Regions from separate parts of the Mus musculus genome. Here regions 1, 2 and 4 are each linked to region 3. Evidence: chromatin loops called from intact Hi-C (ENCODE). Cell type or tissue: left cerebral cortex. All regions are shown on one strand. Each heading gives the region's core, and the rest is flanking DNA. Links, peaks and the distances in the headings are about the cores only.

The links. Peaks named below come from ENCODE experiments on the same cell type or tissue, not always from the same donor. Only the 100,000 strongest peaks of a DNase experiment are listed, where the experiment ranks them.
Region 1: it touches region 3 in a loop (2.4-fold over the local background); 3 of 42 quality-filtered maps call a loop at or near these places.
Region 2: it touches region 3 in a loop (4-fold over the local background); 3 of 42 quality-filtered maps call a loop at or near these places.
Region 4: it touches region 3 in a loop (2.6-fold over the local background); 2 of 42 quality-filtered maps call a loop at or near these places.

Annotation. Positions count from the first base shown.
Region 1 is chr9:95,063,596-95,071,409 of GRCm38, forward strand. The region is part of intron 12 of Slc9a9 (solute carrier family 9 (sodium/hydrogen exchanger), member 9); the gene reads left to right. Among named protein-coding and RNA genes, the nearest start is that of Gm32018, 240 kb to the right of the region's middle. In left cerebral cortex, for the core only: no CTCF peak of the experiment used is centred there; no DNase peak of the experiment used is centred there.
Region 2 is chr9:94,738,233-94,746,046 of GRCm38, forward strand. The region is part of intron 4 of Slc9a9 (solute carrier family 9 (sodium/hydrogen exchanger), member 9); the gene reads left to right. Among named protein-coding and RNA genes, the nearest start is that of Mir7656, 9.7 kb to the right of the region's middle. In left cerebral cortex, for the core only: no CTCF peak of the experiment used is centred there; DNase peaks (open chromatin) are centred at 3,259 and 5,238; H3K27ac peaks cover 821 bases.
Region 3 is chr9:94,965,338-94,973,151 of GRCm38, forward strand. The region is part of intron 9 of Slc9a9 (solute carrier family 9 (sodium/hydrogen exchanger), member 9); the gene reads left to right. Among named protein-coding and RNA genes, the nearest start is that of Mir7656, 220 kb to the left of the region's middle. In left cerebral cortex, for the core only: no CTCF peak of the experiment used is centred there; DNase peaks (open chromatin) are centred at 3,977 and 5,638; H3K27ac peaks cover 562 bases.
Region 4 is chr9:95,082,415-95,090,228 of GRCm38, forward strand. All of the region lies in intron 12 of Slc9a9 (solute carrier family 9 (sodium/hydrogen exchanger), member 9), which reads left to right. Among named protein-coding and RNA genes, the nearest start is that of Gm32018, 220 kb to the right of the region's middle. In left cerebral cortex, for the core only: no CTCF peak of the experiment used is centred there; a DNase peak (open chromatin) is centred at 3,911.

The DNA of each region.
Region 1 (7,814 bases), core at 1,914-6,913, 99 kb after region 3:
AGAGAATTAGAAATGCATTACCAAGCATACACCCAGATGAGGTCTTGCACATAATAGTCTTCTAAGCAAGGATATTTCTCTGGTTGAAATAAAAAAAGAAGGTTATGTAATGATGAGAGAATCAGTTTACTCAGACAGTGTGACTATATAAAATGAGCACACAGCTAACAGCATTGCTTTCCAAGACAAGACAAGTTTGGCAGATCCCAAAAGAGAGATGGGCAAATTCACACTCAGAACAGAGGACTTCATAGCTCTCTCTCTCTCAACAACTGAGAAACAAGCAGGCAGAAAAAAGAAAAACCAAAATAAAAAACAAACAAACAAAACAAAAGTTCAGGAGACATCAACAACAACAAGGTGGGTGTCTTAGTTAGGGTTTTACTGCTATGAGCAGACACCACAACCAAGGCAACTCTTATAAGGACAACATTTAACTGGGGCTGATTTATCAGCTCAGAGATTCAGTCCACTATCATCAAGGCTGGACCATGGCCATGCCCAGGCAGGCATGGTGCAGGAAGAGCTGAGAGTTCTACATCCTCATCTGAAGGCTGCTAGGAGAAGATTGGCTCTCCCGTGATTAGGAGAAGGGTCTTAAATCCCATGTTCACAGTGACACACTTCCTCCAACCAGGCCACACCTCTAAATAGTGCCACTCCCTGGGCCAAACATATTCAAACCACCACAGTGTCTTTACCTACTGTAAGCCCTCTGGTTCCTTAAGTCATTTTTCACATAGATCTCTTCTCTGTGACATGTGGTATGTAAAATTGCTGTTTGGTAAATGAAGAGAGAGTCAAGTGTTAGTAAAGTTGCAGAGTTTAACCTAATAGTAAAAGAAATATGAACATGCATATATACTTTTCACCTACTTTTTCCTTTTGTTAATAATCCCTCTGTAAATATATAAACAGTTACTATATCTCTATGTAAACCATCTTTTTGTCGTACTGTTTTGCACATTTTAGGCAAGCACTCTACCCCTGACTGACAGCCCCCACCTCAAGACACATTAAATGTATTCTTCTTGTTTTGCTGATCTGTTTGAATATTGGGACGGACATCATATCCTTATCTAATGCTGAAGCATGCATCTTAAAGGATAAAACCATTCTATTAAGTATCCAAAATACAAGTGTAAAAAGCATTACAACAACATTATCAGTACATGTTCAAATGCTCCTGTTATTACAAAACTGTTTTATAGGTATTTTTAAATTCAGGATTGACTCAAGGTAATATATTGTATTTGAGCCTGACTCTTTTTTTCTCCATGATATTGATTTTTATAGAAGAAACCAGGTCAGCTGTTTTATATGCTTGTCCACATTCTGGACTTGTTTCCTCGTGGTGTCAATTAATATACTCTTTCCTATATTGAATTTCTTATAAATGAGAAATTAGGTCAAACTTTGAAATCAGGTTGAGTCCTTTTTTTTTTCCCAAGGATACCCATTGTTGATATTTTGTGCTTAATAGTGTGCATTGCTTTGACTGTGCGTTGTAGGGCCTTGCCCTGAATGCTCCATCAGGATGCTTATTGTCACAATGCTGAGTTTATTCCTATAGGACAATGGTAACACGTGTTACAAGGGTACATTCTTTTATTTTATAGTTTACTTTCAATCTGTGGGGCAATAATTGGGTACCACATAATTATCCTCTTCCCAACACTCTTGACCTCTCCAGTTTAACATCCCACTGGTAATACATGTTCAGTTAAACTCTCATATTTTGGATGATTCAGTTTAATTTGCTCTTGATATCTAATTTTTGTATGTGTGTACATGTGTGTTAGTGTGTAGACTGGAATTGTCCCTTAGGCATCTTCTACCATTTTTATTTTGATAGAGCCTTTCAGCACTGCTGGAGTTCACCTGCTAGGTTAACCTGGCTGGCCAGTGAGGCCCTGGGATCTGCCTGTCTCCTTCTCTCCAACTCTGGGGTTTCAAAGATGTATCATACTCCCCAGCTTTTTAACACTGCTCCCAGGGACTAAGCTCAGGTCCTCCTCCCTGCATAGCAAACATTTATGTCATGTTACATGTTACGTCATGTTATGCCATCTTCCCAGCCATTGATACATAATTCCTAGACAGTTCCTTTCTTGCTAAATGATTATCTTTCCAATAACCTTTTAAATTTTCTGAGGGCTTTTTGGTTTTTTGTTTGTTTCATTGGTTGTTGTTATTGTTGTTGTTGTTATTGTTCCTTTTGGTCATTGTCCCAGCCTGGTTCTTTTGTCTGGTTTTGAGACAGTTTTCTATACTCTAGGCTGGCTTTGAACTTCATCTTTCTTATCAATGCTGAGGAGAAAGCTGTGTAGCAGCATGCTTGACAAACTTAATTGCTTTGCCTCAGGGATGGGGATCGAACCCAGGACCTTGGGCATGCTAGGCAAGTGCTCTAGCACTGAGTGACACCTCTACCACCTCCACCATGACTTTCTCTTTAAATATATGATGCTTTTCTTTGTGACCAGGAACAAATATATGCTTTCTAGGCACAAGAAAAATGCATATTTGATATTTTAAGGACTAAAGTTCTTTGTGTATGCACTGGGTATCTTAACTACAATTCAATGAAATTCCCAATATTGTTATCTTTGGTTTCCTAAGTGAGTCAGAATACAAAAGGTATACATCAAATTATATTTTCTGTGGCTAAAGTCCTTTTTAAATATTTGTTATGATCTTATAAGGTGCCACGTATTGAGACATGCATCTGGCTGCTGCTTGGGAGGTGTGTCTTTTTATGATAAACATCTCCCCTGCATCATATTTGCTTCATCCATTTTGCTCACACAGAAATCAAACAAAGTGGTCCCATCTCCCTTTTATGTTAATGCCCCATGCTCATCTGCAGTTCTGAAAATGTGGGATTATGAAGTGCACAAGCAATGGGGAACGTGCCCAGGCAGTGGGGGCTCCCCCTCCTATTCCTTTTGTTTGGTTCAGTAAGCAGTGAATAGATTCTAGCCTGGGTAGATTGCAGCATCTTCATCAACACCATTAAATTCTCCAGGATCTCCAACTTCTCACCAGAAAAATAAAGCCTTGTTTTTTAACCAGTTACAACCTTTTACCTGGTAATGCACATTTTAATTCTAAATGGAGCTGCTTACGAAAAAAATTACAGAGTGAAAACCCAAGGGATTATATTAAAATGTCCATTTTCCATCTAGCCCTAAAGATCAATCCCATAGTCAAAATACAGGATTCTAACTGGAGTTATTAAAAATAGTACTCAGGTTTACACTTAGCTTCACAAGGAGGAAATTGCCATGGACAGAGAACTGTCTATTAGAGGCAAAATATGACTTAATGACGATTTCATTGTACTCAGGGCAACTGTCTGGCTTGGAAAAATGCCAGAGGAATGTACTGAAGACTAATTCCTCCTCCTCCTCCTCCTCCTCCTCCTCCTCCTCCTCCTCCTCCTCCTCTTCCTAAACTCTGTTCGGTGCTAGGATTATTGCAGTGTAGATTACAACTAGCATTAATGTAGCTGCTCCCATGTTTGTAGATGGTGATCCCAAGTGTCCCTGGCCATCTCTCCTCTCTCAGCAGCCCTGGCTACATTTATTTTCTGTAGGACTCAGTCTGAACATCAGGGTCTCCACCGTCTCCTCAAGCCCTTTCCTCCCTCCTCTCTCAGATGTAGTCTGCTAGCACAAGGCCACGGCAGACAAACCATGTTCTCTACTAAACACACAGGGCAGTGCTAAGGGAGGGCTTGGTGGACCCATTGGGAAGGCTGCCACAGACTGCTCATGGTTTCTACTGTCCTCTCAGGCTGCTCTGCCTTCTGACTTTATGTCCTTATGGGCTACAGTTTATTCTGACCTAGCTATTGAAGCAATCCCACTCTTCTCTCTCTTCTTTTAATTCTCCCTCATCAGGAGCCTGCTTTTTTATACAGTCCTTTTGCCACTTTAATAGGATTCTCAGAGAGTTGAAGATTATTGCTCAGAACAGTAAACTTAATTCTATGTTTTATTAGCCAACTCCAAGCATTTGATCAAGTGTTTAAATTTTGTGCACACTAAAATAATGTTTATCGCCTAAAATTAGAAATAGAATATTATTTAAAAATAACATTTGCCTGGTTCATTTCACATGAAGGTAATTGTGGTTAAAATTTTAGTCTATTTTTCTAAAAATTAATTGCTTTAAATGCTTCTCTTAACAAGAAATTCTTTTTAACATTCACAGATTTTTTTTTATGTGTATGAGTGTGTTTGCCTATATGTATATCTGTGCATCACATGAGGACACCAGAGAGGATGCAGGGCCCCCTAGATGTGGAATCACAGATGGTTGTGAGGCAGCATGTGAGTACTGAGAGCCAAACCCAGGTCATTTCAGAAAAGAGCAAATCCTCTTGGGCATGGGGCCACCTCTCTAGAGTCCACAACCTATTTAAACTGGTCCAGGATTAGGTCATGTTCTTGAAGATGAGTAACAGTATTTTAGAGTTCCATCCTGATCCCAGAAGCTCATTTCTCAGCTGTCTGCAGGAGGAATCGGTTTTCCTCTTGCAGTAGAATATCTTGATGGGCTCTGTGCTGATCATGTTGCCTTTGTTAACACTTGAGTCTGATGAGTTCCAGACTCTTCCAGACTTGGTGTCTTCTACGGGACAGGTGCATAGATTTCGTCACCCTTCACTGAAGCTACAGCTAGCAAGTGGAACATGCTGCACTTATAACCCAGACCTGTGGCATCTTCTGTCCTTCCTGCTTCATTCCCAGGACCTGTGACTAGTCATTGCAATCCTTTCCTGGCATCTCCAGTCTAGTCCCCATCTTACTCACGGGACATTTATCTCCTAAGGGTGCAGTGTTGCATCACAAATGCCAATTCCCACCCCAGCCCTCTGCCATCTCCATTCACACTGTGGTAGTTAAGATCGACTGCCTCCTTACTGGATCTAGACTTACTTAAGAGACAAGCCATTGGGCATGTGTGATGATTTGTTTGACTAACAATGTTAACTTGACACAAACCAGAGTCATTAGGGAAGTGAGACTCTCAGCTATCATATTGGCCAATAGGCAAGCCTGTTGGGCATAATCTTAACTAATGATTGCTTTGGAGGGGGGCCAGCCCACTGTGGGTGGTGCCATGTGCTGGTGGTGGTCCTGGATTCTATCAGAAAGCAGGCCAAGCAAGCCATAAGGAGCAATCCAGTGAGCAGCACCCATCCCTGGCTTCTGCTTCAATTTCGGCTTTCTGACTTCTGCCTTGAGTCCCTACCCTGACTTCTCTCAGTGACCTGAGGGTTGTTAGATAAACTCTTTCCTCCCAAGTTGCTTTTGGTGCTTTAGTATAGCACTAGAAAAATAATTAGGATAGCATATCGGTGAGGAATTATGTAATTAGGTTAATCGAGAGGGGAAGAACTGGCCAAAGCATGGGCAGGACCATTTCATGGGCTAGAATCCTGGATGAATGGAAAGGAAGAGCCAAGTAGTAGAACTTACCTGCCCTGGCTCTGAGACTCAAGGCGCAATGGGAACATCTGCCTCACACTCCTGCCACCACCATGCCTTCCCCACCATGACGGACCTCATAGGCTAAATTAAAAGCATCCTTCCTTAAGTTTCTTGGGTTAGCTATTCTGTGACAGCAATGAAGAAAGTAACTAAAGCACTCAGTGAGCTGTACTGTGTCAGACAACATATAAAGCATAGACTCGGAGACAAAAGCCTGTGACTTTGTGGAGCTGACACCCCTACACCCCAAGCTTTTGTCTTCACTTCCTGCCCTGTGACAGCACGAGTTCTATAAACTGAGGCAGAGAGTGAGACTGTGGACAGCTTCCTAGTGTCTTCTGTTGTGAAGACAGACAAGGATATCTGTCTCTGAGATGAGATGGCCGTAGGCCCGTGGTTTCTTTTCCCAAATACTTAAGCACTGGGTGATTCAGTGGCACTGGCTTCTCGGGGTCTTGAGAAGCACTGACTCAGAAGCTCCTAGTCACCATAATAGCTGCTAATTTAATGCTATTTCAGACAGAAGTCACTTGGGGCATTTGCTAAGCACAATTTACTGCCTAGGTGTCTTAGTCAGGGTTTCTATTGCTGTGAAGAGACACCATGACCATGACCATGTTAACTCTTATAAAGGAAAACATTTAATTGGGGCTGGCTAGCACTTCAGAGATTTGATCCATTATTGTCATGACAGGGAACATGGCAGCATGGAAGTATACATGGTGCTGGAGAGAGTTCTAAATCCAGATCTGGCAGGCATCAGGAGGAGAGAGTAATGTTGGGTCTAGTTTGAGCTTCTGAAACCTCAAAGCCCAGACCCCAGTGACATACTTCCTCCAACAAGGCCATACCTCCTAGTAGTGCCACTCACTATGAGTCTGTGGGTGGGGACATTTTCATTGAACCATCACACTAAGTTTTGTTCTTCATAGTTGGTTGGTAGGTCAGGAGGGGTTTGTTGTTGTTGTTGTTTGTTTGTTTGTTTTCTTTTATAAGGTAGATTTTGAGGCAATACATTTCAGAAAGAAATTTTTGGTTGGTAACAAAATGAAAATATCCAAACAAAAACATAAGACCATGGGACTAAATGCATCTTATGAATCGATGGTACAGTTTCCACTTTTCCATTGCTTTGTTCTACTTAATTACTTAATGTTTCTGTTTTGAATCCTTGATCCAAACATATCTCAGAAATTTGTTTTTAATAGCTGACTGAGCCAAATCCTCAGAGTGTATAACCCCACCAGACACCAAGGTGAAATAAACTCTGGCTCGTGTTTACATCTCCTTATCAGTATCTCACTGGGCTGTGTGGTATGTCCTACTGCTTTCAACATATGTTATAAAAACAAAGAACGCAGGCAGGCTTCCTGCGAGTATGTCTGCAGTCCAGGCTACAGGAGACAAGGATGTAGCTTCAAGTATGTGAGGAACATCCCACGGAAATAAGAGAGCCAGATGTGCTGGTCATGGCATTCAGCAGTTGTCTTTCTGAGAATCACTTAGTTGTACAAACTCCTCTGTCAAACATGTGCCTGTGCGTGTACAAATATACATATACCCTACATTTCAGTGTATTGATATACAATACAGTATATTGATGCCTTCACCAACATGCCACATAATCCCATAGGCTTTTTCCTCTTTACCAAGACATCCAATCTTCCCACTTTCGCTACCTGGAGGGTCCCTATTTCCTCTTCATGTCCTATACTACATTAGTCATTTATTCTGAGAATCTTTCTCTCACCAGCCTTCTCTTGCTCAGCTAGAACAGATTCCTCTGGCTTGGCATTCCCACCACCATCCTCATATGTCCCTTCCTGATAGATCACAGTCCCAGAAAGTAATTCATACTCTGTTTGTGAATCTGAATGGCAGGTCTCCACTGTAGACTGTGGGACTCCTGGGGGTGAAGGTGACTCTGGATCGCTTCCTTCTGCCTCCCAGCTCCAAGCGCAGTCCCTGGCATACAGTGTAGGCGCTTGAACCCTTTGAGCATCAATCATCCTGAAGTTCCCAAGCCCGTTTTCTCTCATACCGCTTAATAATTTCTCCTTCGCTCTTCTCAAGCCCCCGTCTCCTTTTTCTCAGCTTACTCTTTAAACCGATGATCGTTCCAATTCACTGGAGCAGAAGGCATCGATAAATGATTTCACAAGTCTCCCACCAAATCTGCCTTGTTCCCTGCATCAGTGCCCTTAGATTCTGCCTTCCATCTAATTCCAGAGGGCAGAGTGGCCCTGCTGCAGAGAAGACCCATGCTTTTGTTTATGTGCTAGTCACATCCTCTCTCAACCACTGAGATTCAGT
Region 2 (7,814 bases), core at 1,253-6,252, 230 kb before region 3:
ATCTGGCTACCAGAGCCCAGGTTGACTTGGAGGTAATGGGTTACAATCGTGATTTATATCAATGACCAGTAATTTCTGTTTATCAAGATGATCAGTCGTCTTCACCAAATGTCAAGAGCAAATGACGACTGCTGCTTCTTCCTGTTGTGAAGAACAGCTAACAGCTGAATCTATTTAATTTAGTTTAGTAACCAAGTCTTTACTAACTGCGAGGTGGTAGTCAGGGCTGAGCAGCATCAATACAATAAGAATTCAGTAGGACTCCAAATGCCTGCATCTTTTCTAGGCAGCCTGCTGACAGTCTCATACATCCATGGGGTTGGAGTCCCATAAAGCTGGCCTTATGGCTCCTTGTTTTAACTGGAATGGACTCGGGGTCCTGAAAGAAAACACTAGGAAATAATGAAAAAGAGTATGGAAAATCCAGAAAAGGAATGCTCAGCCTTTCTATATCACTGAGGTGGCCACCAGAGGGAAGTGACTGTCCACCTAACAATTTTCCACACGGGCTTAAAGCTGAAGAGGAAAGATCACAACTGTCCTGGGACAATGTTTCAAAAGGGAGCACTGAAGGATCAGAGATCTTAGTATATCTTAGCAGAGAAGACAATAGATAATAATTTTGGAGATAAATGTACCTGTTGTCTTATCACACACTTTATATGGAAAAGAGATAATTCCTCTGACTTGATGCCTCATTCCATGTTTTCTGTATTCTGGGTTTTCAATACTCCTTACCTCTAGATTTCCACTAGGTGGCGCTCCTGAGCCATAGTCTATGGTTTATGGCGCACATGAAGACATGTGAAATGCATTTTTTTCTTCCCTTCAATTTTCAAGACTATTTTTTTCCAGTTTGAAAGATTGCAGAGAGGAATTATTTATCAGTTGGTGTATTAAAGAAAATCCTGCATGTCCAAACAAGCACTTCAAAGGATTTTTTAGTAACACCTATCACAGAAGGCTGAATTGATATGAAGAAGTGGGAGGGTACATCCCGTGCTGATATTTTATTATCAAAGAGAGATGGAAGGGGTTGTGTTTGTCTCTGCGAAGCCACAGTGACCAAACCACACATCAACTGTTGGGACTGATTTGTTTATGAAGATATTTTAAATCAGATGTCTGGATTCTTGCAACTTAAAAATCTCTTTGTTCAGAGTCTAGCAAGTAAACATCAATGGAAAAAAAGAGAAAGATGCGCACTCTAAGACGTGTGCACTAAATACTTCTTGCTTTGGTGGCCAATGTGCATCTCTGAATGCCACTGTGAGTTGTACCTTGTGAATTTCCACATTGTCACACTGGTTAGGTCTGTTGCCACCCAAAACCCAGTGGTAATATCTTATATCAGGCATTTAAGGACATCTTGGTCAAATATGTAAAAAAAAAAAAAAAAAAGCCTGAGACCTACTAAGTAATTCTCTTTTGTTTGTGGGAAAGGATAGATCCAGGACCAACTGCTTCCATCTGGGCTTCTGATTCTGCCGGTAGCTTCTGTCTGTTCCCTTACTTGAGTTCTGGTATCAGAACTCCACAGCCTACAGTCAGGACCCTGAAAACTCAGCCTTCTCAGGTAAAATGCTAATTGCCTTTACCAGAAACCACTGACTCACACTTCAGTGCCAACCTGCTCCTGAGCTGTGTAGCTTCCTTTAGACCTAAGCATTTTTTATTTGTAAAAGAGGGAAGGTCGCAGGACCTTCATAAACACACTCTTGAATCACTCCAGGAAGCTCAGGCCAACCTGGGGGAGATAATCACAGAAGTAGGGTTCATATGGCGAAGTCGCTTTGATGATCACCTTACAATTAATAGAAGATATTGCCAAGTTTTGTTTTGAAATATAAAAATTGTGCTTCTATCCGATTCTGCTGTTTATTAAGGATTTCGTGTCATTTGCTTTCAATTAAATTGAAGCAACTCAAATTCAATGAAAGTATTCTATGAAGACAAACAGTGTTTGTGCTATTAGGTATGACAGTAGTAGTTACTATTTTAACTGTCTCTATAAAGCCAGGGTTTCCTGTCTTTTCCATGTTGGCAGCATGTAGCTCGTCTGGACATGTTGTCTAAAGAAGGCTGTTTGGGGAAATTCAGGAAGCACATGGTGAGATTAAGGCTCTGAGTCTGTCTATTTTCTCAGCCCGTCTGCAGTGTTCCCCAACGCTCACAATGCAGTGTGTGAGCTCTGCACTCGGGGATCTGACCTGCAGTGACTTTGGCTGGGTAGTTTTGTTGCCAGTCTTTCCAATAGAAAACAGACATGTGCTTCTTCCCGATGCTCTTAGAGCTCTCTAACACTGAATCCTGCCCAGACTTAAGGAAGGATGATACCTTACCAGAAAGAAGACAGAAATGCATAAGGTGCATTAAACAGGGACAAGGAGGGACCACACAGACCCTTTGTGGGGTTTGAGTCAGGATGGTGACCTGACTGACAGTAAGGAATATGGAGCAGCTTGGATAGCTTAGCTTTCATCAAATCTGCTGCCAGAAAAGGAGACTGGGTCTCAAGAAAGTCCTGGATGTAGGTGCTAGACAGCAATTGCTCACTTTGTATCTCTGTGCATCTCTTTGTGTCTGCTCATGGGCTCTCTCTCTCTCTCTCTCTCTCTCTCTGTGTGTGTGTGTGTGTGTCCAGTAAAAAGGAAAGCAACTGTTAAAGAGATTGTACTGTTTCTCAGCAGAAAAAAAGACCAATCATAAAAATGTCATTTCAATCCTAGTGCTTAGTATCCAGGAGGAGAGTTGAGTGGGTGGTTGGGCCATATGCCCATTTTGATTTGACAAGTCTGACCTCTGGTGTGGGGAACTCTCTGGGGACGACATTGGCAGTCCTCAGATAATCTGTCATCTACTGACTGGCATGACATGTTTGATGTGGAAAGTTATAGTGTTGCCAAATAGTTATAGACAGCGATTATGACCAGAAAGATTTCTCCAATCCTTCCTTTTCCTTACACAAAATTGGCAGCTTATTTAACTTTATCGTGGTGTCTTCAGCTGGGAAATAAGAGAACCCACAATGTTGGTAAGATAAAAAAGAGTGAATACTTGTAAAGCTGAGAACGGGATGCCCGCCATGTAACTAATAAATATTAGTTTGAGATAGTTGAGATAATTATTAAATGGCACAGATTTCATCTTAAGGTCTGGATTTGCTTGGCTCTGACTCTGCTGTAGGTTGGAGGTCTGAAATTGTCTGCTAGTAATTCTGTTATCATCCCACCACCCCACCTCGGCTCAGGTTCTCAGCCAACAATCTTGTCTCCAAGCAGCTACAAGTCTGCCTGTGTTAGTAACGTTTCTGTTGCTGGAACCAAAATACACCCTCAAAACTAACTTCATGGAGAGAAGGCTCTTTTGGCTCCCAATTCCAGGGATATATAGTCTATTGCGGTGGGGAAGGCAGGGTAGTGATCAGGGAAGACATGGGGCAGGCTGTTCACTTTATGCCAGCATCTACTGAACAAGAGGTGGAGCTGGCATGTAAAGTCTCACAGCCTGTCCCCAACCCCACACACACCTCAGCAAGGTTCCACCTTCTAAAGGTTCTACAACCTTCCAAACATCACCACTAAGTATGGACCAAGGGTTGAAATATCTGCGCCTATGTGGGGCTATGTACATTTAAATTACTTCTGCCGCTCACAGGCCCATGGCCAAGTCTTGATGCAAAACATATCCCACCCAACTTTGCAAGTTCCTTCTGGTCTTTAATAGTCTCAACAATATTAAAAAAAAAAAATCCAAAGTCTAAAGTCTTTTTAGAAACTTGAGGCAATCTCCTAATTGTGACTCTCTATAAATAAACATTTTTAAAGTATATGCTTCTGACATACAAGGGTGCAGCGTATACACTCATATTTGAAAAAAGGAGAAATGGAGCATAATAAAGAATGAGTGATCTGAAGAAAGATGGCACCCAGAATGGAGGAAAAAGACCCTGTACCTCCATGCCTGGCATTTGGGACTCATGGTGGAATCATCTCAGTCCAAATAGCTTAGGTAGCTTTGCTACCAGCTCTGCTCTGTAGCACGCATAACCTCTCTCATAGGATAGGTTCACTCTGAGTGCAGTTTTTGTCTATGGACATCCTGCTGGCTCTGGGCTGGAAGATTGGGTGTTCAAGGCCTGCTTCAACGTTATAGTGAGATCTTCCAGTTTCTCAAGTGGCCTCAGTTTCTTATGGTAGCATCTTTGCAGGTACTTTGACCCTGTCACATATTTCTTGACCTTAGTAGCTCTCTATATCCTTGGTACAATGTAAGAAGACCCAAAGACCCCTTCAATCTTGTATCTTTCATGTCTGTTGACTTGAGGGCATTGGGAGTCTGAAGTGATCAGGGAAATGTTAGATTCCAAATAAATGGAATGTTTGTTAGATTTCATGACAAAGGGACAACTCCTTGCCCTTCCCCTGACTCTGAACCTACATGTTTAGGTCAACAGCATAAGACTGGGAACATGAATTAGGACTGGGCTATAAAGGCTCAAGATCTACCCCCTATTTCTACTTCCTGCAGTAAGGTTCCACTTCCTAAATGTTCTACAACCTTCCCAAACAGTGCCACTAACTGGGGACCAGGTGTTCAAACACATAACCCCATACCAGACATTTAATATTCAAGTTGTAATATTTTCTGGGATACTATTTTAATCTCCTCAAAACTGCAACGGTAACTCGCCAGCAAGGACTTTTTCTAGGACCATTGGGTCTTCGACGTGGCAAAGGTTCTCTACTCAGAAGAAGCAAACAAATGCAAGACAATACTCTGAGAACCGACACCAGATTCATTGAGAACATCACAGCATGATCTTTCAAAAGTAGCTTCTAGCCAGGGATGGCTGACATGCCTGTAATCCAAGAGACTGGAAGATTGGGTGTTCAAAGCCCGCTTCAACGTTATAGTGAAATCCTATCTCAAAAATCCAAACAAACAAATCCAAAAGTCCTTTCTATTTTTCAACAGAACACTATTTAATAGATATATAAACCAGGATTGCCTTAAATAAATCATAACTTGATACTTAGATGAATTTTTCATTTAAGGAGGCTAATTGTATACACTGCAGCACTGTGGGTGAGGGCTGTTGACCGTGAGTTGGCAATGACCTCATTATGTAGAACTGGGCATTATAAATGGTAGTCATTAAGACAGGATTCTACTTTTAGTTAAGGGCAAGACACAAAATGCAGAGTTTCTTAAATTGGGCAGTCTGGGAAAGGTCCAGGCTGATGGAAGAGGATGAAAGGGAGAAGGCTTGAAAATCCCTGCAGTTGGTGGCCAGAGAGGACTGGCTCTGCCTTCCTGTTTGCATACTTTTCCTGCTGTTACCTCTGCCTAGTGACTGCCTTGCCTTTGATCATTTCCTCCTCCTCCTTCTTCTCCTCCTCTTCCTCCTCTTCCTCTTCCTCCTCTTCCTCTTCCTCCTCCTCCTCTTCCTCCTCCTCCTCTTCCTCTTCCTCCTCCTCCTCCTCTCATCTTCATGTTTCCTGCCAAGCCCTCGAAGGTCCCCCTTTGAATGCAAAATGCTATGATGGAGAGGATCACCTTCAGTCATACCATCCTTAAACCAGAAAATCACAGCAGACTTGTATGCAGACGAAGGAAACATAGAATGTGAAGTTTGAAAATGTCAAGACAAGATATGAAATAAGTTAGCTTCGGGTGGAAAGAGATATGTTTGGAGTTCTGAAAGAGGGAGCATTGTAGTTGTCTGAAAGATGTCCACTGGCTTACAGCATGCAGGGAATTCTAGAGTGAGAAATGTCTGTACATGAGAAACTTTAGTGGGAGGGAGGACTGTCCTGTATGTTAAAAATGGATCTCAGAAAACACACATTAACCAAGACTGTGACCCTTAGCTGTATCGTGTTTGCCCTGAAGTAAACATTATAAAATTTCCGTATGTGTTTGGTGGGAACCATTATCCCTCGTTTCCCAGAAGGCCTGGCTCCCTTTTGGTTTTTACTGAGTCACTCGTTTGTTCTACTTACCTAGAACTCAAAGGCATTTGCCTCTGTCTCATGATTTTGTGTCACTTAGGTGTCACAGATCCTATATTATTGGAGAGTGATGCAAGCTCTAACTTTTTACTGACCTTACTCTGATTTTCTTCCTGCTCGCATTTCTGAACTGCTTGGCCCCGCCTCCAGCACTGTTTACCACTTAGAATCCCTGGGTCAATCAAAGAAGCCTGAAACCTGTTCCTTTGGCAGTGGACTGCAGTCAACAGAGAGGTCAAACAACTAGTCATAGTGCTGAGCATAAAAGGAACATCAGTGTCAATCCCCACCCCACCCCACCCCCATCTCCCCACCAAGGCTCAGGGAACACCTCTGAAGGGGAGGGGCAACCAATGTCAGGGCAGGAGAATGGGAAGGAGTACAGCGAAGTGGACCTTCTTCTAGACTGGACTTGGCTATGGTGCTCGTGAACTTACAGACACAGGAGTGACCTGCACAAGATCAAGACGGTCCAAACTACAGCACAGATTGGGTAGAAATCGATCACCAGACCCCATCCCTTCCCGAGGAGCTTTGACACTTGGTAGTTGCTAGGGGAAGGGAGAATCATTCATTGTGGAGATTTCCCATGCTCCAGTGGACTAGCTGGACTAGCGCTTATCTAACAAGAAAAAAAGGCATGAAGTTGGGAGGGGCTGTGAAGAACATGGATTTGCAGGGGGAGGTGGGGAGTAGATTCAATCATATTTCATTATATAAGTTATGTAACATTTTTATATTCTATAATAAATATGTATAATATAAATAATAATTATATAAGTATGAAATTATCAGGATAAAAATCTGTAAAGAGAATAAAAGAAAATTAATAATAAAGAAAAAATAACATTTAAAAATAAGGCTTAAGGGGCTGGTTAAGACTTAAGACTGCTCTTCCTGAGGACTGGGGTTCAAATCCCAGCACTCACATGGCAGCTCACACCTGTCTGTAATTCCAAGACCTGACACCCTCACACAGAGATAATATGCACATGCAAGACACCAATGCACTACAAATACAAACATTAATAAATGACTTTCAAAATATAAACCTTAATTCTCCATCTTCTCTTGTGCTTGGATATGAATATTTTGGTTCTTCCTACAGCTCTCCTAAGCTACTACAGAAAGCACTTTCAGTTTCTACATTTGTTGGTTCATGACTTTTGGCCTGTTCTAAAAAGACTTGAGGCAGCTTGGAGTAGTAACAAGACAAAAACAGGATCAGAGCCATTAAAAAATTAATTCTAAGGATGAGAATTACTGGGGTTAATTTGTTACTTCAGTCAGACATTTAACTTAATCGAGTGTCTCCTCAGATGAGTAAAAAAAAAAAAAAAAAAAAGAAATGGGTTATAAAATTTTCATTGTTCAAATGAGAAGAACCATTCAGATTTAGGGACACAGATCTCATATGCGGACATTGACTGAAAAAGTATTTCATTACATGGATTCACATAACTATTCCTGTAAACATTTTCAGTCTGTATGTATGTACAAAAGTGGATTATCTGTCGAATAAACTGTGCTGTCCTCAAGTGTTCTGGGTTCTGATGGGCAAAGTTATCAAGGACCAGTAAGTGCACTTGAAAATACATTATCCCTTATGATATATATATATATCTGTGACAGATTGGCCTCAAGGCCCTCACATATTCCAGCATTAAGGAAGCTCAATTCTCCCACATAAAGTTACCAACGTTTTGTATGTCACTCCCATAGACCCTCATGTCTTTAAATCATGTCTAGATTCCTGGCAATACTTACTGTAATTAAAGCAGGATATAAGTGGTTGTTATG
Region 3 (7,814 bases), core at 923-5,922:
AGGCAGTAACAAGGACCAAGTCACAGAGCATCTGAATGAGGTAGAGAAGCAGGAGGGCAACTTCCCACAGGCCTGTAGGTGTACCTGACTCAATAGCAGAGGTGCCATTCATTAGCCAGGGAAGGCTGTGAGATTAATCAGCTGTAGGACAATCAGGAACCTTTGCTGACTCTCTACCTTGGGGTGTGCATTACACAGTGAAATGGAGTTGTAGTGTCACTAGCTGGACATAGTATAGTCCTTACCATCCAGGAAAACCCTCTAGGCCAAGCATGCAATGTTGAAAGTCAATAGCCTGTAGCTGACATTGAGAGATCGTGGCAAGTCTTAGGTCACTTGGGATATGCCCTTGAAGAGAACTATGAAACCCCGTCTCCTCCTCATTTTTCTTTGCTTCCTGACCACAGGGTGAATGGTTTTAGTCCATTATACAACTCTGTAATATGTTGCTCTCCCTCAAGCCTAATGCAACAGAGCCAATCAGTCCTGAGCTATACCTCCAAAGTTATGAGCTAAAGCAAATTCTCTCACTTTAAAAGTTAATGGTCTCAAGTTAGTTGTCATGGTCAGTTGGAAGAAGTAAAGCTGGGACAGTGTCCTCTCCTAGAAAGCAAAGGGCGGCATGAGCTCATTAAGGAATGTAGTGAGTTCTTCCAATGGCGATGAAATATCAAGGAAAGTCGAAACTTGTGTTACCACAGGCTGGCAGAGTGGTAGAGTCAAAAACAATCAAAACAGGTCTAAGACAAGAAGAGGAAAGAAAAGTAAGCATCATGGTGTATAAACAAGCCTTTCAAAGGAATTCCATTTCAATGGAGACCAGCAAAATGGATTGGGTAGCTAGCTTTAGGGACTAGTAGTCCCTGTGTGTGTTGGAGAGTGATGTGAAAAAGAGATGACCAATCAGAAGGTTTGCCATGTCTTCTCAGATGTGAACTTCAGCCTCAGACTGTCTGATGCCGTGGATCCAATGATTTGACCTCTTATTAAATGCTTGTCATTAGTAGGTAGGAGGGTATCAGTTACTATCACTTGTTCAACAAGGCTTCCATGATTGTCATAGAGAAGTGGGTATATGCTTGGTATCTTAGTCACTGTTTCATTGCTGTGAAGAGATGCCATAACCAAGGCAACTCTTGTAGGAGGAAGTGTTTCATCAGGGGTTCGTGCACAGTTTCCGAGGTTTTGTTATCATTGCAGGAAGCATAGTGACAAGCAGGTGGGTGCTGGAGCAGTAGCTGAGAGCTACTTTGTGGTCTGTAGGCAGAGAACGAGAGACACTGGGCCTGGCATGAGCTTTTGAAACCTCAGTGCCCACCATGAGTGGCATGCTTCCTCCAACAAGGCCACATCTACTTAAAAAGACCATGCCTACTAATCTTTCTAAACCTTTCAATCAACCCCAGTCCTTGGAGACCAAGCAGTCAAATATATGACCATATAGGGGGGCCACTCTTGTTAAACTATCACACTTGGCTAGCTTTTTCACACTTTAAACTGATTTAGACATTAATTTTTCTTAAATTTCCTCTATAATTTTTGAAAATCTATCACTTTAAGGGCATGTTCCCTTCTTGACCATGATATGGTTGGGTTAGTTGTACACGCTTTCAAAAGGCAGATTCCTTGTCAAGCATTCATAGGCAAACAATGGCACCTTCATTATAGCATTCTTTCCAGATGCTTATTTTATTTCCACTCCCCCCCATGATATTTTTAGTGTTTATTGCCATTGAATGGGAAAGCAGCAATGCAAATCCAAATTTAAATTTCCAATAAAAAGAGACAATGGGAGCCAAATTGAATGTGCTATGCATGACTTTGCAAGAAAATTCAAATAAAGGACTTGGAATATGAGAGAAGCAAGATGATATGACAAAAGGATGTTTGACCGAGAGGCCACAAAGTGGAGTCTGCTGCTGATAGCAGGACCCTGGACACTCGATCCATGTGACCTTCCATTTTCTCACTTTAAAATGAATCACTAAACTGAATGTGTCGTCAAACACGTTCCTAACATACTATCCAGTGGACCACTGATCATAAGTTACACACACACACACACACACACACACACACACACACATACAGTTCCTTCTTTTAAACTACAGTTGGAGAGGGATAGCTTGCTTAAAAATGATAATGCATGGAGATGAGATAAAGGGTTGACGTTGCCAAATTGACTTCATGATTGAGGTAATCAAAATTAACATCATTAGTTCCCACTGGGAAGGAAAACTTCATCCTGAGAATTAAATGGTTCTTTGTGGAAAAAATGCTGAGCTTGAACCAAAGTGAGTGGTTGCAATGGCTTTCCCAAAGCCTGTTGGCATCTGCAGCAGACGATAGATAGCATAAACCACACACTGCCAGCATCCAGGATCTCAGGACTTGATCAAAAGACTTTTCAGTGTTTTCATTTTAAGCATGTTCTGAGCATGTACTAAGCATGACAGTGGTTACATGACAGACAACCTGGGAAACAAAGGCATATAAGACAGTGATTCCCCTAAGGAGTTTCTAATATATGTTACGTCCATATATGATCGATCTATCCTATATTAGCATCATCCCATGGGGCAAGTGTTAACATGGAAGGAGGCCTAACATGTCCTAGGAGTGAGAGGACTGAATGGCTTACTCACAACAAGATGATCCTGAGAAGCTAATTTAGAACTTGGGGGGAGGGGGCTGAAGTTTGGTTCTAATGGTAATCACATTACATAGAGATATACATGGCATAGAAGCAAAGGGAATTAAGTAAGTAAACACATAACACATAAGTCACTAAGACAAAGGAGTCAACATGGTATGTGGGAGTCATAAGGCTTCAGCGAAGTAGGGAGAGGCTGCTGGTATAGACAGGAGAACAGGGAAGAGACATGTGAGAAAGAAACAAAATGAGGAGATGAGCCCAGAGGGACCTTGTAGTTCTCACTGGACTCTTCTGAACAACACTATCCAGTTAGGTTGATGATTGCTTAAGACCTTTAGACCCATGGAAGATAATAATCAGATTGATGACATTATTGAGGGAAGTTTGAAGGGTAGTTATGAGCAATGTGGTTATTGATCTTAATACAGCACTTCGTTGAAATAAGCCACTCATCCAAATACTATTTAAATTTACTTCGGCCTTTTGAGACTCTGGACTCCACATCTCTTAGGATGGTTGGTTTGTAAGAAAGGCTTATGGAAATTCATCATTTGGCTTTTGCCTTGGGCTTAGGCACTCAATAAAACCTTACTGAATTAATAAGTAAATTAATGAATAACGGGATTATGACCATGAACATTCTAAGATAAAAATTAGAAAGGAGAAACAATATGTGCTAATTAATGATTTCTTTAACTCTGATAGCATGCATTAATTTAAATTTAATGAGCTGGATGCATAAAGCTAACATCTAGGGTAATCCAGAGGCATGGAGAGAAGGCTCAAGATCAGTTCTTTTACTTACTGTGTCTCCTGCAGTTTGGCTCTGCCTTATTGATTTGCATTACAGTGGTCTAGGATTATGGTTTTGTGCATTTTTCCCCCTTCAATACACTAACAAAAGCAGTCAGGTTTCATGCCAGTTACCTGTTCTGAGACAGTTGAGGGAGAGCGAGGGGGGGAGCAACAATGCCCGCGCTTCCCTGACTTCTGAGAAGATCAAAGATATCTACAGAAAGCATAGACTTGCCTTTATTTTTGACTCTAATTACATTTCTTTTGTCAGGATCCCTACCGCTTTTCTTCTTCTCTTCATTCAGGGCACCTTTAAAATATTATCCTAGGAGGGCTGAATTTATAAATGATGGCAAAGTGTTTAAATTTCTCTGTAGTGAGCTGGTGATTCCTTTCAATGAAACTCATTATATTGTACAAAGGACATTTAGTAGTTTGACTAATAAGTGGACCCTTTCAAATGCTAATGACAGTGAGGCTCCCACATCAAAGCAAGAACACACTGTACTGTACTTTCAGTGCCCAGAATGTCTGTGAACCCCTAGTCCAGAAGCCTTACTCCACAGTCGACATAACAACAGGGGCCACAGATGGCCATTTGGAACCCCAGTGAGTTCTTCCCTCTGCATTCCAAGCACTGGATCCCAGAGGACAAGGAGGATAAAGGCAATGAAGACACAAACTAGGAGCCATGCTCCCCCCTGAATTTTTTCATGGAAATATTTTTTTCTCCTGTGGAAAGCTATAGTCGGAGTGTAACTACTCAAATGATCTCCCTGGTCTATTAACTCCCATCTGTGTTTGTTGATAATACATAACCTACCATTGTAGTTGGGATTTTTAAGATTGAAAACCAAAGAGGCTGAGAGCTATGTAGGCTATTAAAATAAACTTTTAACTTACACACACACACACACACACACACACACACATACCCCTCACCATTCATTCATCTCTCCTTTCACCTTTAGACAACAAAACATACCATCATCAATGCTTAAATAGCAACCCATAAATATTTATAACCCATACTCTTGTTTGATTATATCTGATTCCATGCAAAAATGAGAAAAAATGTATCTGAATAGAGTTTAATCCATCAACTGTCCTGGTCCCTATTTGATGACATTCAAGACAGATGGTTACCCATTATTACCTTAAAATTTCTAAGGATGGTAGTGGCATAACCCCCTTTAATGGCTCATTATATTTTTATCATCCTACTTATAGGTACAGGTATGAAGGGCTTTAGTATCATAATAGCATTTGAGGATGATAAATGGAAATGACTGTAATTTTTCTACACATTTTAATTAAATTTTATTGGTGCAGCACAGAAAACATCAAGGCTGAGTGCATATGCCCAAGTGTGTGTTTATGGAGAATATGGCCAAATTTCAAGCTGCCATTTCCTTGATGGCCTTGAAGGACCTAGAGAATGTAATTAACAGGAAGCCTCTGTCTCATTCCTTCAGGGAAGAGACTGAATTGCTTCTAGACACGTGACTCTAAAGTCCAAAAACAATCCTATCAGAGAAAATATGATCTGGAGCCCTGGATATAATGCCTGAAAGGGAATTTGGTTTTAGGAAGGTCATTTGAACACCTGTGCTGTTTGACACCAAGGTTGGGGCTGGAGGGGATTGGAATCCCAACTTGTCTCAAGGGAGAAGAAAAGACAAGATAGTGGGTCTGCTCAGGACAGAGCACCAGGTAACGAGCTTTCACTGTGGCTGTGGGGTTTGTTGTTGTTGTTGTTGTTGTTGTTGTTGTTGTTGTTGTTGTTGTTGTCCCAAGATGTTAAGAACTATGAAGTGAGACTTTTCTTCCCCATTCATATTGTGCCTTGCCCAAGTCAAAGTGAACATTCAAAATCAAAGTAGCAGGAAACAGGTGCCTGGTGGAAACTAAAGAAAAAGAAGTTTTGATCCTGTTGTCACTGTGAGACCCTGTGGTCGCAGAACTTTACACTTCCACAGAGACTGATCAAAACAGGGTCACAGAGACATCTGTCTGGATAGGGTTACTTTGGATTTCCATAAAGATGACATTTTGCTCAGCTCTTGACTTGTCTTTCTTGCCCTGCCTATGATTCTGAGGGGCTTGGACACTTGAGAGCAGATCTTCAGACCACTAGGAACAGGCAGGCAGGGAGGGCTTCATGGCCAGCACTTTGAATGGGAAGTGGCAGAAGGTCCATCTTCTGAGATCTGACTCTGCCAGTTTCTAGATAGCTAAAAGGAAGTTCTATATATAGGGTCTTTTCTAGGGTGGGAAGAGAAACTATGTCTTAACTTTCTATGTCCTAATGCAGGTCTTCTCAAATGGTGGTCTGTAGGCTGATTTCAGAGTGATCCATTTTTATGACACTGTCTGTACTCGTTTCTGGCATAAATTAATAATTTATGGCACCATCTTAGGGAAACACCATCATTCTTTCCTTCTGTGTTGATTTATTGCTGGGCTTTTTGTCTTGCTCTTAGAGCACAAGGTTGAGGTCTATATGAGAATTTTGATTCATCTAAGTATTCAAAGAATGGAAAGTTTGAACATATCCAGAGAAAAGTAATCTGATTTTAAGGGAACATTTCTTTCCCTTAAAATTGCTACTAGGTGTGTCCTGGAATGACTGTGCTGTTTGTAGAATTCATATATGACATGCTTTAAGGAGTTTCTCTACACTAAAGGCAGGAAACACCACTTAAAGTCTCTAGAACGTTCATAGCCTATAAAATGTGTTTGGACCTGCTTGCTGATTTGCCTGAGTTCTAGAACACCCAAACCAGGAATTTGAATTTTATTCATAATTGAAGTTCAAATATTTATAAGTTAATATCTAAAGAAAGAGCCTTGAGAGGCAAATCCAACATAGCCTAAGGGCCAGCATCCTTTTGTGGGATGAACTTGACCACCCACTCTCTTACCTGCTGGCATACCTGTACAGTGACAATATTGACTGATGCTTCAGGAGGGGGGGTAGGATGGGAGTAGAGGCAGAATAGTTTCATCAGAAATGTAAGTTTACTGGGGACTAATCCTCTTCAGGATCCTAGAATAAGAAGAAAATAAAAGTAGAAAGAATTGGAGCAAGTGTCCAAAGAAGAGAAAGGGATTACTTCTGAAAAAAATAATACACACACACACACACACACACACACACTACTGTTTTTTTCTTTTTTTTGAGAAAAAGAAAATTATTAGAAAGAACCATACATGGCAAAGTCAAAGAGGCAGGAAAATATGGCTTAAGATGCCATTAACAGAAATAACAGGTGCCCCAAGGAATAAGACAGTTCTGGGATTACAAGTGACAAACCATGCTGAGTGTGGGTGGAAGCTTGGGGTGACATCTGGACAAGCTGGGACTCGCTGCAGTTCTGTGGGTGGGAGGGCACCATCAGCTCACAGAGGCGGGCAATGCCTTTAGGATGACAAGGGATATCTCACCTCTCTTGGAAACAGCTAAGGCAGTACACATGGGAAAATGTTGTTCACAAATCCTGGGTACCTGGATCTCATGACCTGGACTTATGATTTATTTAGTCTAGACTATGGCACAAATGCAGCATAAGGTCTACTTAAGTAATTCTAATGAATGACAGAGTGGAGAAACTAGAAGATGCTGGACTCTACATAGAAGGGTTGACTGGGGTCCTTCCGGCTGGCAAGTGGAAAGGGTTTTGAGCCAGTCAAGCAAAGTAAAAATCTCTGTGTGTTGGTAAGGAGTAGCTACATACTGGTGGGCTTTGGGCAGCAGTCCTCAATCCAGGTTACACCATGGAAACACCCAGAGAATTTTTTTTGAAAACCCATATGATTGATGCCACTTTAAAGATTCTGATTTATTGGGTCTGAAGTACAGCCTCGGAGGCAGAATTTTTAATACCTGCTGATGGGGGGACATGAGAGTCATTAAGAAACTTCTCCTTTGGGGTTTCTATAAAAACTTAAGAAAAAAAGAAAACTGCTGGGAATTTTATATTCTGTGGGAGTAGGTGGAGACTAAGCGACACCAAGATTTGTATAAATGCATATATTTTTGTAGGTAGGATGATTCCAAGAGATCACCAAAATAAGCATTCTACAGTTCTCAGCTCTGGAAAGGCAATGCTACTGCCAAAGCCCAAATCCACAGAATCCTTTTTGAGGTGACTTGTCCACCTACTCAAACCTCACTTAGAGGCTTCACTGACAAGTCACAGACCCACTGTAGCAATCATAGCACGTGCAACTGCCCTACTGTAAAAAATTAAATTTATTTTTACACACTCTAACTTTGTAAAATATCCATTGGTTTTTATTTGTAAAATATTTGTCATTTACTGTCTATGGAAGTTTCATTAAAATTAACCTCTGTAACTCT
Region 4 (7,814 bases), core at 1,077-6,076, 120 kb after region 3:
GTGGGTGGGGTGGGATGGGGCTGGGCACAGGGATAAGACTGTAGGATTTGGGATGTGCTCTGTATTAGGATGGACTGAGGGAAGCCTCAATGGTAAGGTCTCTTGAAATAGACTGGAAAGCGGAGAAGGAAGGGCATGCTAGCTGAAGAAACTGCTTATACAAAGGTTATGGGCAACAGTGTCTCAGGAAGGTCCAGCCAGTGTTGCTGGAGCCTTGGTGAGGAGGAGAGTGGCTGTGTTAGTGGAGAAAGAAAGAGGGTGGGGCTACACAGGGCCTGGTAAGACATTAGGACTGGGCCTTTAACTGGAGACAAGTCTTTCTGTGCTGGAGGTACTGGACAACTCTATGAAGACGAGGTCTGCGATCTAGCTGGTGTTCCGCAGGGATGACTGTACTGTGATCAGGAGAGAGGCAAAGGTGGAGGCTAGGAGGCCATGGCATGAATCTGGGCAAATCCAGAAACTACCCACATTCTGCATGTTGTCTCAGCACAGCAAACCCTGGGTCCAAGGCACAGTATGAGACTGTGTCTTCCAGGAAGGCTCTCCCAGAGTTGTGACCTGTGTCCTTGAGAAAACTGCTCTAGACATGGGGAGCATATGAGATATGAAAGGGCTGAAGGTACCAATGGTGGAAGCCTGGGATCTCAGGGCTACTATTTGATACAAAGCCAGGAAATACCCAAATATATAGCCTAGCAAATGGGTCCTATTTGTCTTCTGCATTATGAACTCTGGAGAAAGCAGCCCAGAACTGATACAGAAAGATGAGTGATAAAGGTATTAACTTGAACTCCTTCTCATACTCTTGGGCTGCTTATCCCGGTCCTAAGAGGACTGCCACATGTACATTCAGAAGGAAAGATGGAGGGCAGGATGGAAGGAAGCAAGCCAGGAAGGGAGGGAAGAAGATGGGGAGAGGGAGGAGACAGAGGAGTACCTGGTCATGCTGCCCATTTTTCAATCCCTGAAACAAAAGTTCCTGGAAGCTCCCACCCAGCAGACTTGTGCTTAGGCTTGTCTGGCCCCGGCTGGTCACATGACCATCTATTCAGCAAAGGGGTGGCTCTGATGTGTCAGCCACCTACAGGGCTCATTCAAGCCCATGGTCCACCTGCTGCAAGTGAAGACGGTGCTTCCCCAGCAGACAGTGTGGCTCTGCTAGCCACCTTGACTCTTAGAGTCGAGCTTGGTGCAGAGTGATGCCTGAAGAGGCCTGACAGGCCCCTCCCCACTTCTGATGTCATTGTCCTGCTTCCTTCACATGGCCTTACATGGAAAAAGGCTTCAAAGCTCTGCCTTTTCTACCAGTCTGTGTGCATCTTTGATTCAACAGGAGTCCATGCCCTGTGCTGATCATGCTACCATATGTGTATCTGTGGAGAAGAGGTGTGTGTGTGTGAATGAGCCCAACTCAGTCAGTACCAATCATGTAAGTTATGAGTCCCCAAGATGTGTGTGTTGGGAGGAACTAGTGTCTGAAAACGTCCCCTCTTCCAAGTGTGTCTTTATTTTAATAGCTACCAAGCTCCTGGGGCTCAACCCAAAATGTAGCGCCAGGTTATATGTGCTTTGTGCATCTAGCTCTGCCATTAACTTCCAAAAGAATCAATGCATTTGAGGATACAGCTTCTGCTTTGCAAAAGAGCCAACGACCTTCCAAGTCTCCCCCTACTCCTTTATGCTATGCAGTAAGGCAGACACATCTCAGCTCCCAATGAGCTGATGGTTTCCAGGCTGATGGAGATCTCTCCTTTTTACTGCTTCCAAAACAGGGCTGGCAGGCAACAAGCACTCTACAGACTCTCGTAAAGATGAACTATCTACATGGTGGTGGGAAGGTAGCAGGAGTGGACTCCTCCTTCCACTCTGCAGATAGGCTCACTGGGCTTTACCTTCTGTCTGCCCTACTTCTTCCTCCTCTCTTCCTACTGTAAGACAGTCACTGTAGACTCCCCAGGGAGACAGTCTGCCAAATTCCACTACCTATACCATTTAACTCGCTAAGTCACGAATGCAAAGGTGAGTTTGTTTTGAATGTTCCCTTAAGGCTGAGAGACCATAGCAAGAGAGCCTCCAAGATACACACCCAAGAAAAATGTATATGCTATGTTTCCCAAGCTGATGAGGAACAAGTATAAAAGATGAAATATCAGGACCCAGAGCATATGTCCCATGCATTCAAAGGCTTCCTACCCTTTGAAGCAGGGAGCTGAGCTGGATGAATGCCTTAAGTCCTGTTTCAGGTATTCTGAGACCACCATTTCCATCAGTCTCCCTCATCCCACTGTTTCCCCCTTTTTGGACACATAATGCTATTCTTGCTCAATGCCTTTCAAGTTGCTTTCCATCCAATTTTATTCAAAGATAGGGTGCAGGTAATAAACATGTTACTTTATAATTATTAAGAATCATGTACTTCCCTATTAAAAAATGTCTACTGCATAGCAAGATTTATAGAATCATTTTTACATATCTTAGAGTAATTCAATCTTCTGCCTAGCTCTCAGTCATCTGTCTACCCATCCATCCATCCATCTGTCATCAATTATCATCTTTTTGTTTATCTTAATTGTTTTAATTACACAGCAAATACAGTAACACCATTTCTTCTATTTAGAAGCTCATGTGAGACCACATGAGCTGATAGGGTGACTTCAGTGTTACCAATACATAAAGCTTTGTAGTCACTCCCAACAGATGTGCTCTTGGCATTTAACCCATGTCCCACTTTAGCCTGGCATGGAGTAATTTGTTGTGCTGATTGTCAGTCAGGATCTAAGGATGTTGCTTTGCAATGTTTTTCATGAGTTGCTATTTCAAATGAAATTTTGACTGATCTTTTAGCTAGCAGGAAAGATGTCACAGCACTACAATATCCTCACAGCTGTACTATGTACCAGCTACCTTTGTTTCATGACCATGGCCCAATCATTTAGGCTCATGGTGCTATTACTTGTGGAGAGGGAGGCAGGGAGGTTTATAGTAGAAAACATGGATACCATAATAGAAACTATCTCAGAAAGTCCTTGTAAGGGTTATATGTATTAACCTGTGGTCATCACACACTGTTCATCAACTACACAGCACTTATAACAGAGCCTGCAACATGGTAACATGATACCTAGCACATTACGATCAAAGCATTTACTCAGAAATGAACAGGGCAAACAGGAGAGAAAGAGCAAGAATATGAAGAATCGCTGAGCTCGGGGCTTATTTTAAGACAGGAAACTAATACATTTCTTTAAGAGGCTCCTTCTACAACTGGATCAGCCTGGAAATTTCCATCGGCTTAATCATGACGGGCCAACATGGTTCCACACTAGTAAGTGAATATAAAGGGGCTGATTAAAATACTTTCTTGAAGATAAAGTCTTTGCTACAACCTGAGCCAGTAAGCGCTAGTAAACAGATAATTACATTATAACATGTTTTTTTTAATTGTTAATTATAATAAAAGAAGCAACAACCCAACAATAATTTGCCAGTCTGTACATCTGTGAAGTTTAAATGGGAAAATTGCCTCTTGTCTCAGCAAGGATGTAATTGATTCTTGGGCACTTAACGATATAATACCAGTTGCTGTCTGCTCTTCTCTCTTCCTTCAAAGAGCTGACACCATTATGTCACTGATATAAATGGAATCTTGAAGGTGCATCAAAAATTCTGTCTTTTGAGAGGATAAGGAAAAAAAAGCCACCGTGGCTCTTTGTTTGGAACAGGGCATATTCAAGTGGAATGTACCCTTGGAACAAAGTCAGAGTTTGGCAGCAGCTGGAGTATTTTGCCCTGTCCGATGGGCAGGGTAGCCTATTTTGTTGGGTTAGAAATGGCCACTGTGAAGCCTATAAAATGTTCTGAAGTAACACTGTAAGGGACTGTTGAAGGGTGATGCAAAGGAGCCTTGTCAAGAGACCATCTGCTCTCGTGTCAGCTGAACCTAACTGGAAAAGTACACGGAGTTCTTGAGACAATTTGATCAGTAAAGACAAACTAAAAAAGTACTCAACCAAAGATGCCGTGTAAATTAGCCCCAAAGCACATCCCCCAAGCACACACAGCTCTTAATGTTGCATCGTTACAGCTGATATCAAGTATACCAGGGCAGAAAAGGCATAAACTCAAAGAATCAAGATCAAAGTGGATCTAGATTCCTTTTCCAAACAGAACATTGCTTTATGTGCCCTTTAAACTGTTCCACTTTTAATTGAATTAGTCACACTTGGTGGCAGATACCCTTTAATCCTTTGTCACAGGCTAGACTTGCATATTTTAAAACAGCTTAAGAGACATCTTGTCAATGAGATAATCACTTTTTCCTCAGTTCGGATTATCATAAACTAAATATTTTCACCCGATAGAATGAATAAGTGTAGTCAAAAAGAAAAATCTAAAATGAAGCCAGGCCTCATTGGGTCTCAAATGTATACTAACAGTAAACGCCATCTGAAGATTATAAACATATCTGTTATTTCACATTCCCTCCATCTATAAACCCCCCAGACATCTACCTGAATACTAGGACAAGCCATGCAGTGAGGAGACAGATAGTCTTGCTAGGCATATGCTGTGAGGAGAAATACATCCATTGAGCATTCTCAGAAAGCAAACTAGAAAGCAGTTCTCAGAACTCACTGTAGAGCTCTTGACATTAAGCACTGTATGTTATCAGCTCACTGGAGTCCACAAAGCCTCTATGCGGCTGTGATTAACCCTGTTTTACAGACCAGAGAAATAAGACACAAATAACCTGGCAAAATTTACTGTTGGAGCAGATAACTTTTTTTCCATCAAATCTTTGAAGGACAACAAATACAATCAATACACAACCTTTTTCCTTTCTAGTCACTGAAACTCATTCAACTGATTATCATCACTTTCTAGGATGTCAAGGTGGTACGAATCTACTGAATGAGGACTGTGTTTGGTCAATTACTACACAACCACCCAAGTCACTCGGGTTCTCCCAGTTCACTAATAATGCCATTTAGATCTACAGTGACAGTTATGACCCTCATGCTGGTCATGATTCCTTGGTCACTTTGTATCTGGAATTGTTCCTTCATCTTTCATTACCTTTCAGAGCCTTGATATATTTTTTTAAACTACAGGCCAGGAATTTGCAGGAGTCTGCAATGGGATGTGTTCAGTATTTCCTCATGATTAGATGCAAGTTTTGTATCATCATTAGCAGGGACATTCTCAAGGTCACTCTGAGTTGGCATGTGTGCCATCAGGAGATATCCCATTACTGGTGTCTTTGCCTTGGTCACTTAGTAAGGTAGTGTCACACAGAATTCTCCACCATAATGTCAGCCATTTACCCCATATAATTAGTGTTTGGGGGAAAGGTCCTTTGAAGGTATTTGTTTATTTATGTCACCATAAACCCTGTGGGTTTATCCGATGGGTTGGCGAATACTACAGTTGTTATTTTGATGTTCAAAGTGTCTTTGGTCTGGCCACCAGAAGCCTATTCCTCCTGCCTCTCTGTCACTAGAGTTCTCATCTTAGAGCATGTTTTTTTAAAAAATTAATTTGAACAGTAAGCCTTTTAAGGTTCATCTTGTACTTTCCTTGCTGTGACCCTGTAATTCACTGCTTTTCCAAGGACACTTATTTTATTTGCACGAAGAATTGCCCTTAGCAAGCCAAGACCTGTGTTTGAGTGTGGTTATTGCTGCTTCAGACACCCTGCTAGGTAGAAATAGGATGTGCTTGCATGGGTACACATTCATGCATGTGCATAAGGAAAATAATTTTCATGAAGATGCATGTTTATACCTGTTGTACCAGGGTGGTCTTTCTTTCTAGTCTTTCCGTTTCCATATTCGTAATGCCATTTAGATAGTGAGAAACCGAGAGCCTGCATTCTTAATGTACTCTGTAGGATCAGCATGGTTTTTTTTAATCTCTAAACTGGTTATAGCTATAAAACATTTCAGGAGGCCATGAAGTGTAGCAGGCAGAACACAGGGCCAGGGCCAACTACTGGATTTTCACTTGGTATGTAACCTTGAACAACTGACTCAACATCTCTGAGCCTTGTTCCTTGGACTTAAAAATGCTTTCCCCACCTACCCCTGCAAGCTACCAGAGTGGCTGTGATGTTTAAATGAATACCGAACAGTTGCTCTGTACAGCATCTGGCAGGTAGAACCAGTCAAATATGACCCCCCCCCAAATATGCATCCCCATGCTTCTTACCACAATGTGAAGTCAGAATTATAAGACCTATCACCCCACTGAGGGGGAACAATAGAAAGCCCAACAAAAGTTAAAGTGATCACATGATTCCTAAGTGCTGGAGACAGCAACAGGGCATCAAAGGTTGCAATTCTATGGACTCCTCACCCTTTCTGGGCATTTCCGGGGTAAAGTAGAAGCAGGAGGGGAGAAGATGCTCCAACAATAATGGACCCATTATTGAGGGCACTCTGTCACTGAATTTCCATCTTCATGCTCAGCTATGTAACAATACCTAAGTTTACCTTTGATTGACTGGATGCCTGTTAACACCAAGAACATCCCAAAACTCATTGCTAATCCTCCCTACACCCCTTCAAGAAAAGTAGTACTTTGTCCATGTCATAAATCAGTAGCCCGAATCTTTCAAAGTAAATAAATAACTTCCTCAAGGCTATGCAGCCAGTCTCTGGCTGGGTGCAACCCTAGTGCCAGCTTCCTTTCTGTCCAGTCCATGCCACATCCTGAGAAGCACACAGGATGTACCCGGTCAGTCTATTAGAGGAATTCTGGACAGGTCCGTTTGAACAAAGAAACCAATTAAACTTGCTGAAAACAAGCTCGGGACATGCTTTGTCCTGTTCCCAGCTTTCTCTGCGCCCCGTTTCAGGAAATTGGAGAGCACAATGACTGGAGTCCTTGGTGTCTTGTTGCCATAGCATTCCTCCAGCCCAGCTGGATGAGCTGGCATCTGTTTAGGAACTAAAAAGACTCCCAGAGCAACTGGAGTGAATCCAGCACCATAGACCCAACCCTTTTCTGTTCGTAGTTTGTTTCTTCTGGAGCCTTGCGCACATGGGGTGTGTCTGCGCCCTTGTCTGTTGGATGTATACATTGTCTATTGAATGATTTGCTTCCCCAACTAAATATCAAATTCTTGGGAGGCAAGGGAACTCTTTGTCATCCTTGTCTTTTATATAACAGCCCAATACATCCCTAAAAATGTACTTGTTACCTGGATGGACAGATGCATAGGACTGATAATTCATCCTTAGTGGTGCGTGAAAGGGGTTGAAAAGGGAGAGAGAGGCCAGTTAAGAGCTAAATGGGACATACTATACATTTCCATAGCAAATAGTTTAGATAGACAGAAGTTTTTAGAAACATTAGAGAAGCTTATGGGTACCAGGCATGGAGTTCAGAGAAACACCGCCTGGGGTGAGTTCTCTCTCTGGTCCTTAACTTCTGTGGAACCCTCAGCAAGCCACTAAAGCTAAGTGTTCGATGAGGTAGTTATAAAAAAATTGATGCAGTCATAAATGTGAATTGCCTACAATATTATCTGGCACACAGTAGGTACTTTGCAAGTACAGCATTACCTTCCGCTCTTACTGACAAATAGGAAGATCCCAATGAGGTGATGAAAAGAAAATATAGTGCCCAAAGCCACACAAATGAAGAAAATGTCGTCTCTGTCCAAAGCATCCCACAAATTAAATTACCATAAACTGGCAATTTACACATGTAGTCCTAAGGGATCGGCCACAGAAATGAAAATGAAGCTGCCACAAGGTGAGAACTCAAATACATTTCCCTTCATCGTTAACACAGTGTGTAATGAGAAA